Regions from separate parts of the Homo sapiens genome. Here all the other regions are linked to region 1. A link is a contact called in ENCODE Hi-C or POLR2A ChIA-PET data. All regions are on one chromosome and are shown on one strand. Each heading gives the region's core, a stretch centred on a gene start or an enhancer-like site at or near the end of the contact. The rest is flanking DNA. Distances are from core to core; before and after follow the strand shown.

Region 1 (2,700 bases), core at 176-2,675:
ATCATTTACTGTTTTTCAACTGTGCCCAACATTTCTGCTTTGCTCCAGCTACTCGCCCTTGGAAACAGCCTCTCCACAAATTTTTGCGTCTCTAAATCCTATAGCATTCAAAGCTATGTACAAAAGCCCCTTCTTTCATAAAGTTGTCTGAGACTTACTCACAATTAAGCTTTCTTTGACTTGCGTCTCACTGAATTCTGTACCTCTATTAGAGCATCGGTTCCAGTTTTCCTTGTAAAGCTCTGTGATGCCTCCAGAGTCCCCGGCGGGGGAAGGTGGGTGGGGAGGGGGTAGAGTAGTGGGGTATTTTGCTTTTTAACATCTTATGGACCTTGGACAGTGCCCTGCATATACTATGTGCTCGAAACAGTTTGTTGAATTGAAATTATGTATATTTCAGACGGAATTAGAAAGTAAAAAGCAAACCATATTATGATCTCACAAGTGTGAGTCCAGCATCCTCATTAAGCAATGGTTGCACAATGGACTGTGCTGGAGGCTCAAGTCCTGTTTCTGTTCTATGAAAATAACTCCTTATCTATACAAACAACATTCAAAGCACAATCAACCACACCTCTGCATACCTACCACAGAACTCTTCAGTACCGGCCAGAAATTTTTTTAAGACTATATTATTTTGGGGTGGGGGGTCTGCAAAAACTAAACATCACTTTTAAACTCTAGGAAGACATTAAGCCCTTCCATCTTTGAACATAGAAACATAATTAAGATTCCGAAGTCATGTACTCATTCATCTGATTCCATGAACATTTACTGACCTGCCACCTTGTGCCCCAACAAGGGCCTGGGGATTCAACCAAAGGAGCAGCTACGCACAGCACGTTAGGTGCCAAGACTGTCGAGGTTATATACACAGAGTGCGAACGTTAACCTAGACAGCTCTCGAGGATGGCATACAGCAAATGAAACTTTCTGCGAAAAGAAGAAAACGTGACTGATGGAAAGGGGTGGAAACGGGAGAAAGTGACGGTAAATGGGAAGGTGCAGTGCCTTCTAGAGGAAAATTATATTTCACAAGTCCTCTTCACTGCCAGAGCACGACTGGCAAGGACAATCGTGCTGAGCAGTGCCATCTCCGAGAACAGGTGGCACTGCTCGCACTTGGAATACTCAGGACGCGTTCTTCCTCTGGGATCACTATTCGCGGGTCAGCACAGACGGCCCGTCCTCGCCCGGCGTCCAACTGCACGGCCCGAGGACTCTGTCCCTGCGCGTCCCACCCCCGGCACCCGGAACCTCACGGCCACTCACTCTGCGCGCAGGATCCGGAAGGGCTAGGCGGGGGCGCGGCGGTGCAGCCTCTCCCGAGCGCGCTGGGTCGCCTCTGCTCGGTCTGGGGTCTGCCAGGCGCGATCCCCCCGGTGCAGCCGAGCCCCTCCGCAGACTCTGCGCAGGAAAGCGAAACTACCCGGCAGGAGAAAAGGCAGCGCTGGCGCCCGGCCCCCTTCCGCCCCCACCAATCACCGGGCGGCTCCGCGCTCAGCCAATTAGACGCGGCTGTTCCGTGGGCGCCACCGCCTCCCTCTGCGGGCCGCTGCTCCGCCCACGCGCTGGGGTATTTCCGCCGGCTTCCGGCGGGGGCCGCCGGCTGGGTGAGCTGCAGCCCAGTCCCGTGTTGCCACGCTGGGAACTGGCGTTCTGTTTACATATCTTAGAGAACGATCAGAAGGACGTGCTGTGTTTGCAGAAGCCCAAACTTGGAGGTCTCTGTAGTAGTTTCATCGCCGAGAATCCAGGCAGAGGACAGATTTGGCGACGTCGTCATTCTAGAAGCTCCCTTTAGCAACTGACCTCCGTGTTGCTAAACCCAGGGAACGCTTTTCTGTTTTTCTCACTTTACTTGACAGCTCGGAAGCATGGGGCAGAGTTGACGCCTTTGTTCTTGAAACACGTTTCTTCCTTGGTCATGATGATAACACATCCTTCTTGCTTTTTCCTGCCTCTGGCATTCTTTCTACATTGCCTCCACCTCCACTATCAAACCATTATATGTTAAGGTTGTCAGGGTCCAGACATTCGTCAGCTTCTTTACCTGGGCTTCTCCTAAACGCTGTGCTGTGATGACCTCACCCACAGCTTCAGTTTCCTTCTAGATGGAGGAGTCTTAAATGCTTATCCCGTCCACACCTCTCCTCTGGGCTTCACACCTACAACTCCCACTTGCCTCTCCACTTGTATGTGCAGTGAGCTCTACAAACTATGTTCAGAACCAAACATCTTTCTCCTCAAACCTGCTCTTTTTCTAGAAATGGCACATGACAGATACCTAGGATTCATAGTTGACATTGCCTTCTCCCTCACCTCGCAACACCTGATCCTCAAATCTTAATTGATTCTTCCTCCTAAATATTTCCCAAGTCTCATTTACTCTGCTCCATCTCTTCTGCTGCCTCCTTCTGCAGTAGATTCCCGAATGGCTGCCTCACTTCAGCCCTTATCTACCTTTTAATCCATTCTCCATACAAGAGTTTGAGTGTTTTTTTTTTTAATTGAAAAGCAGATCATGTCATTTGCCAACCTGAAAATCCTTCCATGGCTTTTCTTTGCTCTTATAAAATTCAGTTTCTTAATACATACTATAAAGCCCTGGTTGCCCGATCTCTTTGTCCAACCCCATAATGTGCCACTCTGCTTTGCTTACTTCAGCATTTAGTTCTTCAAATAAACCACACTCTCCAA
Region 2 (2,700 bases), core at 83-2,582, 5.2 Mb after region 1:
TCATTTCTACAGAGCTATGCTGTCTCCGCGCAGACATTCTCATAGACTTGAAAACGTAAAGTGGCCACACCACGTCAAACGTCCCTGGCAAGGTTCTGCTTATCATTAGCACCACAGATGTAAACATTACGTCGACAAAACAATCGGTGAATGTGATACACAGTCCTCATGTGTTTAAATATTAGTGAAATCTGATAAGTATTACGATTTTAAAAACGTATTTTCTTAATTCCAATTTCCAAATTGATGTCAGAGTGCCTCTAGTCCAGACAGAAACTAATGCCAGCTACCAGCTGCTATAAAGCCTCTTTCAACTTTGTCTCTACTTCTCCCTCGGAGGAAATTCAAATGAAACGCTTTTCCCTACAATAAAACAAAGAGCCTGGGTAAATGTCAAAAATCGTTGGCATCCAGTAGTGGTATAGTTTGAGGATGAGTCGTGCACACTAAGTGGGTCACAAGGCATCAAAGCAAAAATCAGATCGCTGAAAATCACGGAAACAGCTGTAGCCCGTCTTGATCTCTCGCTGGTTTTAAAACACTGTTCCCAAGCAGTAACTGAAAACGTCCCACAAGATGAACACGAACTTTCTCTAGACGAAAGGCAGCTGGGAGCAGGACGCGTCCACGAGTCCCGATGGGAACGCGCCCACGCCGCAGCTGGGACTCGGGAGAGGCTAGGGGGACCGCGTGGCCTTGCTGTGGAAGGGACCCGCGCGGGCCCGCCGCGAAGGGGGCCCTGCCTGGCGCGACCTGGGGAGAGCCGGGGCCGGCCGGGTGGAGGGCGCACGGGGACACACGGACACGCACAGACACAGACACGCGCCCCGGGCTGAGGAGGGTGGTGGGAGGACCGCCGGCCGCCCCCCGCGCGGAGCCCCAGGGAACCCGGACTCCAGCCGCAAAGCGGAGAGGCGCCAGCAGCAATCAGCCACCTCAGGGGCGGCGGAGTCCAAGCCCCTCTCAGCCGGACCGTACCGCCTAAACCCTCCTCGGGTCCTCCTTCCTCACGTATGAGGTCTCTGTACCGAGGCGGCTGGTTCCATCGCAGCCCCGAGCCAACCCGCCAATCCCGCAGGACACTAACCGCTCCGGCCGCCGCAGGTTCTCCCGGGACTGCCCCCTCCAGGGGGCCGCTGTCCCGCCCCACGCCGGGGGCCGCCACAGGACGAGTTCTCTAGCTCCAGCCGGGCGAGGCGCCAGGGAGCTCCGAACGTGGCAGGATCCACTTTTACTTTTCCAGACAAGGGCCGACGGTTGTGACCTGGCTTCTCGTGAAGTGACTCCTGGCGACAGCAGCGGAGAGGACTACCGAAGCTTGCAGTCGCGGTTTGAAAACTGCAGCCGCGTCTGGGGCATCGCCGTTCGCCAGATCCCTCCCCCTAGGTCGGGAGAGCCAATCGGAACGGGTGCGGAGGGTGGGTCTGTCACGTGACGGGAGGGGCGGGGCACCGGCCGGGGGCGCGTGTGCGGGGCGGGGCCCGGCGGTGAGAGGGTGCGGCGCCTGGCTGGCCCGAGGCGGGGCGGGGAGGCGCGGCGGCGTGGCGGCGCAGGTGGGGCGCACTCGGGCTGCCGCGAGGGAGGGGCGGAGGGGGCGGCGCTGCAGAGGGGGCGCGCGGGGCTGGAACTACTGCTCTGTGTACTCCTTCCCACCTTCAGAGAGGTCAGTTCGAGAGGTGTGAATATCCGGAGACCGGGGAGAAGGAAGCCGCAAAATTCGTCCCAGCTGCCTGCGACTAGTTACCAAACTTCAGTGCCTACCAAAGACCTATTTTCTGACTCTTCTTGAGAGTCTTCCTTAGGACCGGAACGTACCCTGTAAGTGGAGAACCCAGTTTGCTACAACTTGGCAGAGGTTCCTCGGAGTGTCAACATCAGTTGGGGATTTATGGAACCTAGACCCCACTGCTAACGTCCGCTGTCGCGAATGGTGTCCCTTCTGAGGCACTGACTGAAGGCAGTGTAGGGAGGGTCCCAATAGGCTGAATAGCCGATTTTGCATTTATAGTGCTAAGGAAAAAGATGAAAGCCCTCAGCAACCTACTCAAGATCTGTTATCCTTTGAAGACAGTGGAAATTTTCAAAGTTCTGTGCAAGACACAAATGTTTTACATAGATATATAATCCTAGTTTATATGTATAGGATACACACATACTCATACATATATGGGATTAGTTATGTAATCTAGGATTGCTTTCAGAGGACATTTACGATAATTGCAGAAAACCCTTCCGTGGGAAAGGATACTGGGAGTGGAGTCGTCCTCTTGCTTTCAAAAGACTTAATGTTCAGTTAGCATATAAAGGACAGGTTTTCTTGTTCTATCCCAGTAAGCCAAGCAAATTCCTGTGAAGCTAGCTGTTTCCCTTTCCTACTGCATTTTCCCCAAGATAAAGGTATAGAATGCATCACAGCCCTTTTATGAAGTCTGTTTGTTGTTACTTAGGTTAACTCCTCCTCCCAGGTTAATAATGTCTTGCCCCTAAACCTTGTCAAATGGAGAATATTGCTTCCATCTATCTAATTTCTTGTTGCTAACAATTGGGCTGACTAGAGAAGCCTAAAGTTAGGATGAAAATAAAATGCCACACACTGGAATTAACTTTTCTGGGGTATAAGAATCCGTAAGCAATGAGACTGTTCCCATCTTTTCTTTCATGAGCATAGGTGTTGCATTCCAGAGGTCTCAGCACCAGTAC
Region 3 (2,700 bases), core at 19-2,518, 6.5 Mb after region 1:
GCCTTATCATACTTGTACATTAGTGCCTACCATATAGTGGGGCTTAATGAGTATCTGTTGAACGAATAATCTTTTCATATGTAGACGCTGGTTCTGGGAGGGCAAAATTAAGTCCCTATTCTTGAAGAGTTACCAGTCAATACATCTTCCAGAGAGAACCAACTTCCTGTTGTTAAACCCTTCAATGCCTAGTTCTAAGTCACTGACAATTACTCAGCTAGAGACCCACTCAACCTCTCCTCTCCTCTCAAATTCCATTTCTGGAAGCTGTTACATGGCCCTTCCCTCAGCATTCTCAATACACCTTCTATCTAGGGACACTTGATGTTTTCTTCTTTTGGAAATCATGCTACTGTATGCGTTTTTTACTTTTTGAACTGTCTTCCCATCTGCTATCCCAAGGCCTCCCTCACCCCAGATAAAAGATTCAAGGTTTCTAAGCAGGAAAAAAAGTTTGCGAAAATGCTGTGGTTTCTTAAGAGAGAACACTTAAAATTTGCAACAAAGGAAATGTGGAATCCTGTAAGATGTAAAACCCTCACCACCTGTCAAGGACTACTAATTTCCTCCTCCTGCTTCTGACTTGAAAAACACGAGCTAAATCTGTCTGCCTAACGCACAAAACCAGATGTCCACTCTTCATCTCACATAATTGACATCTGCGTCTTTTATCTACGTAAACAAACTTGTCATTGAAAAAGTCCTTGGCTTTGAAGTCGCCGGATGGCGTAAATAACACTGACACTCAAATCCCCCGTCTGATTTCAGATTGGGTCGATTTCACGCAGGTTCTATAGAATTTGCCAAGACTGCTGGCCTGTTTTCTACCCTGATTCCTTAGGTGGCTTCTGGGACAGAATTACGGTTCTCTAAGTATTTGCTTGCAGGTGGGTTTACTGAAACGGTCGCCACTATACGAAGTTCGTTCTTCCCGTGTAACTAACGAGAGCCCATACCAACGTGCAACGCAGCCGTGCACACTGCCGCAGCGGTCGCTGCGATCACGACCTTTCAAACCGCCCCGCAGCCCTCGCAAAGAGGCTCGTGGCGCCCGCCTTCCGGTGCCTCAGTCCCTGCCAGTAGCCACCCGACGCCGTCCGGCTGTTCCTCGTTCGCCCTCTCCCTCCGCCTAGCCCGCTTCTACCCGGACGGCTCCCGGCGCAGGCTGCAGCTGTTCCGTCAGCTGCCGCTCCTCCTCCCAGACGCAGAGCGCCGCTCTGCCCCGCCCCCCGCGCAGGCTGCCGTCCCTACATCCGGGTACCGACTCCAGCCGCCTAGACGCTGGCACTATGGTCATGGCGGAGGGGACGGCAGTGCTGAGGCGGAACAGGCCGGGCACCAAGGCGCAGGTACCATGTCTGCACTTTTCTTGTCGGGCAACTAGGTGCCGAGCAGTGCTGCGCCCGGAAGCTGGCCGCCACTGCGGGGAGGTTGGGCCGAGGCGGCAGGCGGGCGGGCTGGGGCACTGGTGCCCGGCCTGCTCTTCCGGAGCTGCAGCCCCTCAATTTGGCTGAGGCGGTGGCGGCCGCCGTGAGGCCTGCGGAGCTCCGACCCAGGGGTAGGCGTGAGGGGCGGGTGGGGTCTGCTGGTGGTACCTGCCTGCCGAAGCCCTGGGCTGCGAGCCTGTCAGCAGCAACGGCTTCTTCTCGCCTTGCCCCTGAGCCCCAGCTGACTAGCATTGGAGGGGCGCGACCAGCCTGGTGGAGACCCCCGGGGTTTCCTGAAGGTCGGGGCCGCTGAGGTGGGAGGGGGTGTAAACACAGCCTACCTCGACCCGGCGTCCAGTTCCTACCTGGCCTGGGAAGTACCTACCCGTTTCCTGCCATCCAGCTTGTCTAGCCGGATCCGGGTGCCGATATTCTCCTCCTTGTTTCCCTTTGACCACCTCTCCCTGCCGCTTTCCCTGGAGCTGTTCTCTGGTCCAGCAAGTTTTCATCACTAAGTTGTGACTTGTTAGATGTCATTCCTTGCTAATATGCGTGAAGCATAGTCAGAGAATGAACTGATTATAATTTTGTCAGCTTTTTTGTAGGGCATTATGTGTGGTAAATTGGTGCTTGATTAGGCATTGTTTCTTAGGGTTTGGAAAAGATGGGATGCCTCACATTAAAAATAAATAAATAAAATTGGCATCCAGACTTGAACTGATTAATTGCTAGCCGAAATGGCTTGCTATAGACTAGATGCTCTGAAATCGGAAGAGATGTGTTTATAAAATGTTAAAAAGTGATGCAAATGAAAATTGAAACAAAACAATCGTGGAGCTATGATTGTATGTCTGAGAATAGATTTTAATTTCTTATACAGAATTATGGAAAGAACACCTTTCGAAGGGGGCATACAGGTATTGATTACCTCCCCAGATTCATGTTACAGATAAGGAAACTGAAGCCCAAGAGAATTAAGTGGATTTGCCCAAGGATACATAGTCTCCTGATTCTTAATTCACTGGTGACCTGTTCTCTTTAACAAGCTGCTTCTAGTGCTGAATTTCAGAGAAAATTTTAAAGTCTTATTTTGGAGTCACATTAAGCTGTCAGTTATTCCTACTGACAGTTTTGTTTTCATACTACTGGAAATTTATCCGTTACATATGCTTGCTTTTTACCGTTTCCACACTTTTCTTCCTCATGCTCTTTTCTCAGATACCTTTACATCTTATTCTGTGGAAACATTGTTTCTGATTACATTTTTATGTTC
Region 4 (2,700 bases), core at 77-2,576, 5.2 Mb after region 1:
TTACATCATGCTATTTCAAAGCACACCATATTAACTTTTATAAGATGAAGAAAAATATAAAAACACAAATTATGGTACTAAAATCATTCTATTTCATTGGAATATACAGGATAATGCAAATATGCAATTTTATTCTGAGTGCTATGGACAATATATTCTGATTCCTATACCATAAAGTAAAATACCAATCACTGATACAAGTATTTATTTAGATTTAGTTCTTATCTACAAGCAACTTGTTTTTCTACTTGATATTTTCACAAAGTTCCACTGATTTTTTTGTTTGTTTGTTTTGAGACAGGGCCTTACTCTGTCGTCCAGGCCAGAGTGCTGTGGCATGATCTTGGCTCACTGCAACCTCTGCCTCCTGGGTTCAAATGATTCTCCTGCCTCAGACATTTGAGTAGCTGGGATTATAGGCATGTGTCACCACGCCCAGCTAATTTTTGTACTTTTGGTGGAGATGGGGTTTTGCCATGTTCGCCATGCTGGTCTCAAACTCCTGGCCTCATGTGAGCTGCCTGCCTTGGCCTCTCAAATGCTGGGATTATAGGCGTAAGCCACCATGCCTGGCCAAGTTGCACTGATTTTTATATTCCCAAATTTGAAATATTTTTCTTAAGATTGCTTGCTGACTTGAAGGCACTGAGGTGGAAGGCAAGGTTTCATGTTCACATGAAAAATTCCCTAATGCATAGAAAAGTCAATGGATTTGCCCTTAGCCACACAGCTTATGAGGTATGACAAACAGAGTTCAGTCCTTGGTTTCTTCTGGCTAGATCCATTTTATATGATAGATGAAGCAGCTAATCTTTAGTATTTGCCAAACTTTCCTTTCTGTACTTTATTGCCAGCAGCTAACTACTATTTTTTTTTTAAAGACTATTAGAAATTAGTGGTAGGCATGTACGTAAAGGAGTTGCTCAGAAGGCCAGCCTCTCTCTGCTTAAGGTTATTTCAGTGAAGGCTTGAACCAGGCAGAACATTTTCCCTCAAGTTTTGGAATCATACATCTGAAACACGTGATGGAAACCCAGGCCCATTATCTGGTGAATGGTTTTTCTGATAAGAGATGTAAATGTTGGCTGATAAAAGCTAAATCAGAGGAAAGTTATCTTGAAGAAAAATGAATAATAACTTAACCAAAGAACTACTCTTATAAGGGTCAGTAACACCATGCTTTGATCTTGAAGAATCAAAAGCTATCTCCCACAAATATGCAGCTTATCTCTTTTGTCTATCAACACAGTGAATCCAGGCAAACAGAACAAGACAAAAAACAAACAGGCTGAGCACTCTCCCCTCCTTCCTTAACTGGAGCTACACAGAAGGAGTTGAGTGATGGTAGATATCAGGCCCTGGTCTGCGGCTTGGAAGTTTCCTGTGAATAAGAAAAACATCATCGCTTCTTGAGTCACAAGGATGATAGGATGAGAAAAAGAAAGGACAAAGGCACCAGAGGAGGTATGCCAAATGGGAAACTTTTCATCACTTTCCAGATAAAAACTAGCAGTCTGTGAAGGCAACTGGTCTGATTTTTCAGGTAAGAACATATGAGAGGCAGGCTGAGACCAATTTTCTACCAGGCCAGCTAATTCATCACAATGACAAGCTATGGGTCATATGCTTTCAGGAACCAGACACTGGAACATGTCGTCTGATGTACATCACACCAGTAAGTACTTTCTTATGTTGATATTGAGTCATTCTTTCAGTGAACATTTTCTGCGTGCCTATTGTGTGCCAGTCATGGTACCACACGCTGGGAATCCAATGGGGAGTAAGAGAAAGTCCCTTTTCAAGGAGCTTACAGTGCAGTGGAAGAGAGAAAGTTAAAAGGTAATTCTCATTTGATGTGAAAATATTTAAATTCTTCTGTTCACTTAATTGAAGCGTGGTTAGGCTTTATACCTTCTCCCGGTCTAAACAGTTCTTTATAAAGTCCTTTCACGTAGAAACAAAGAAGGCATTAGTTTACTGCCTGTAAAGAGAGCAGATCAAGGCTGAGGAACAGACAGAAGTCAGCAGACGTCCTGGAAATGTCACCAATCTTTTCTGAGAAAAACAAAGGAACCACTTCTTGGTTACCAGGTATTTGCCCAATATGCTATAGACCAGTGATTCTCAAACTGGCATCCTTGGTCTACTAGAAATTTGCATACATAAGCTCAAGCTCTGCAAGAATTTTTAAATTTTGTGTCTTCACTTCGATGATCAAAGCACATGAAACAATATAATAATATTTTAGATGAGATGGATGACATTTATGACTGAATCTTGCCATATGACTTCGGGTCCCATGTTTGTATTTATAGGGCACTTGGTGCAAAGTGATCAGAGGTGAGCTTTTAAAGGGACGGCGAACACACCTGGCTGCCCTTAGGCTGTCAGGGCCTTGATGTTCAATATGATAATAACACCAGTCCCCATCTGCCACTTACGCACACTTCGCTTAGCAATTAAAAAAACCTTTTCTCTTACAGTATTAACTTGCATCATGAAAATGATCAAGTGGGGTTAAGTAATGTATATGTAAATTACCACAGGCTAAAGAGAAAATAAAAGAGATGGATTTAAAAAGAAAATTATGCATTCATGCTAAATAATGCATAAAAGATATCCTGGCTTATTCTAAGAACAAAAGCTCTGCAATAGTTTGCAAATAGAAAAGTGGTGGTAGAATCCACTCATCCCAAGGCA

Evidence for each region. A loop is a pair of places that touch in the nucleus more often than their neighbours do. ChIA-PET counts read pairs that join two places held with the same protein, here RNA polymerase II (POLR2A). Pooled maps may share reads with other maps.
Region 2: a map with no recorded cell type shows a loop between it and region 1 (7-fold over the local background). The contact joins the promoter of STK17B here to the promoter of STAT1 in region 1. A Hi-C loop is called at or near these places in 1 of 168 maps with a recorded cell type or tissue (gastrocnemius medialis), 7 of 37 single-sample maps with no recorded cell type and 14 of 50 pooled maps. POLR2A ChIA-PET finds 5 or more read pairs at or near these places in 2 of 52 experiments (H1 and activated naive CD4-positive, alpha-beta T cell).
Region 3: a loop to region 1 is called in a map of B cell, with 29 times the contacts of the local background. The contact joins the promoter of MOB4 here to the promoter of STAT1 in region 1. A Hi-C loop is called at or near these places in 2 of 168 maps with a recorded cell type or tissue (B cell and natural killer cell) and 6 of 50 pooled maps.
Region 4: a loop to region 1 is called in a map of naive thymus-derived CD4-positive, alpha-beta T cell, with 3 times the contacts of the local background. The contact joins the promoter of HECW2-AS1 here to the promoter of STAT1 in region 1. A Hi-C loop is called at or near these places in 1 of 168 maps with a recorded cell type or tissue (naive thymus-derived CD4-positive, alpha-beta T cell), 1 of 37 single-sample maps with no recorded cell type and 7 of 50 pooled maps.

Annotation. Positions count from the first base shown.
Region 1 is chr2:191,012,746-191,015,445 of GRCh38, forward strand. STAT1 (signal transducer and activator of transcription 1) reads right to left here and starts at 1,426. Exons shown (of 25, transcript NM_007315.4): 1 at 1,273-1,426; 2 at 780-933. RefSeq lists enhancers at 779-1,098, 1,709-1,908, 1,939-2,018 and silencers at 1,189-1,388, 1,419-1,658.
Region 2 is chr2:196,170,246-196,172,945 of GRCh38, forward strand. STK17B (serine/threonine kinase 17b) reads right to left here and starts at 1,333. Exons shown (of 8, transcript NM_004226.4): 1 at 1,088-1,333. It overlaps LOC101927454 (a long non-coding RNA gene), which reads left to right and starts at 1,294. Exons shown (of 2, transcript XR_923737.2): 1 at 1,294-1,386; 2 at 1,660-2,603. RefSeq lists silencers at 659-878, 1,399-1,628.
Region 3 is chr2:197,514,798-197,517,497 of GRCh38, forward strand. MOB4 (MOB family member 4, phocein) reads left to right here and starts at 1,269. Exons shown (of 8, transcript NM_015387.5): 1 at 1,269-1,349. The coding sequence starts at 1,290. All of the region lies in intron 2 of HSPE1-MOB4 (HSPE1-MOB4 readthrough), which reads left to right. RefSeq lists a silencer at 1,108-1,327.
Region 4 is chr2:196,258,698-196,261,397 of GRCh38, forward strand. HECW2-AS1 (HECW2 antisense RNA 1) reads left to right here and starts at 1,327. Exons shown (of 3, transcript NR_110226.1): 1 at 1,327-1,543; 2 at 1,634-1,675. All of the region lies in intron 17 of HECW2 (HECT, C2 and WW domain containing E3 ubiquitin protein ligase 2), which reads right to left. RefSeq lists an enhancer at 796-1,995.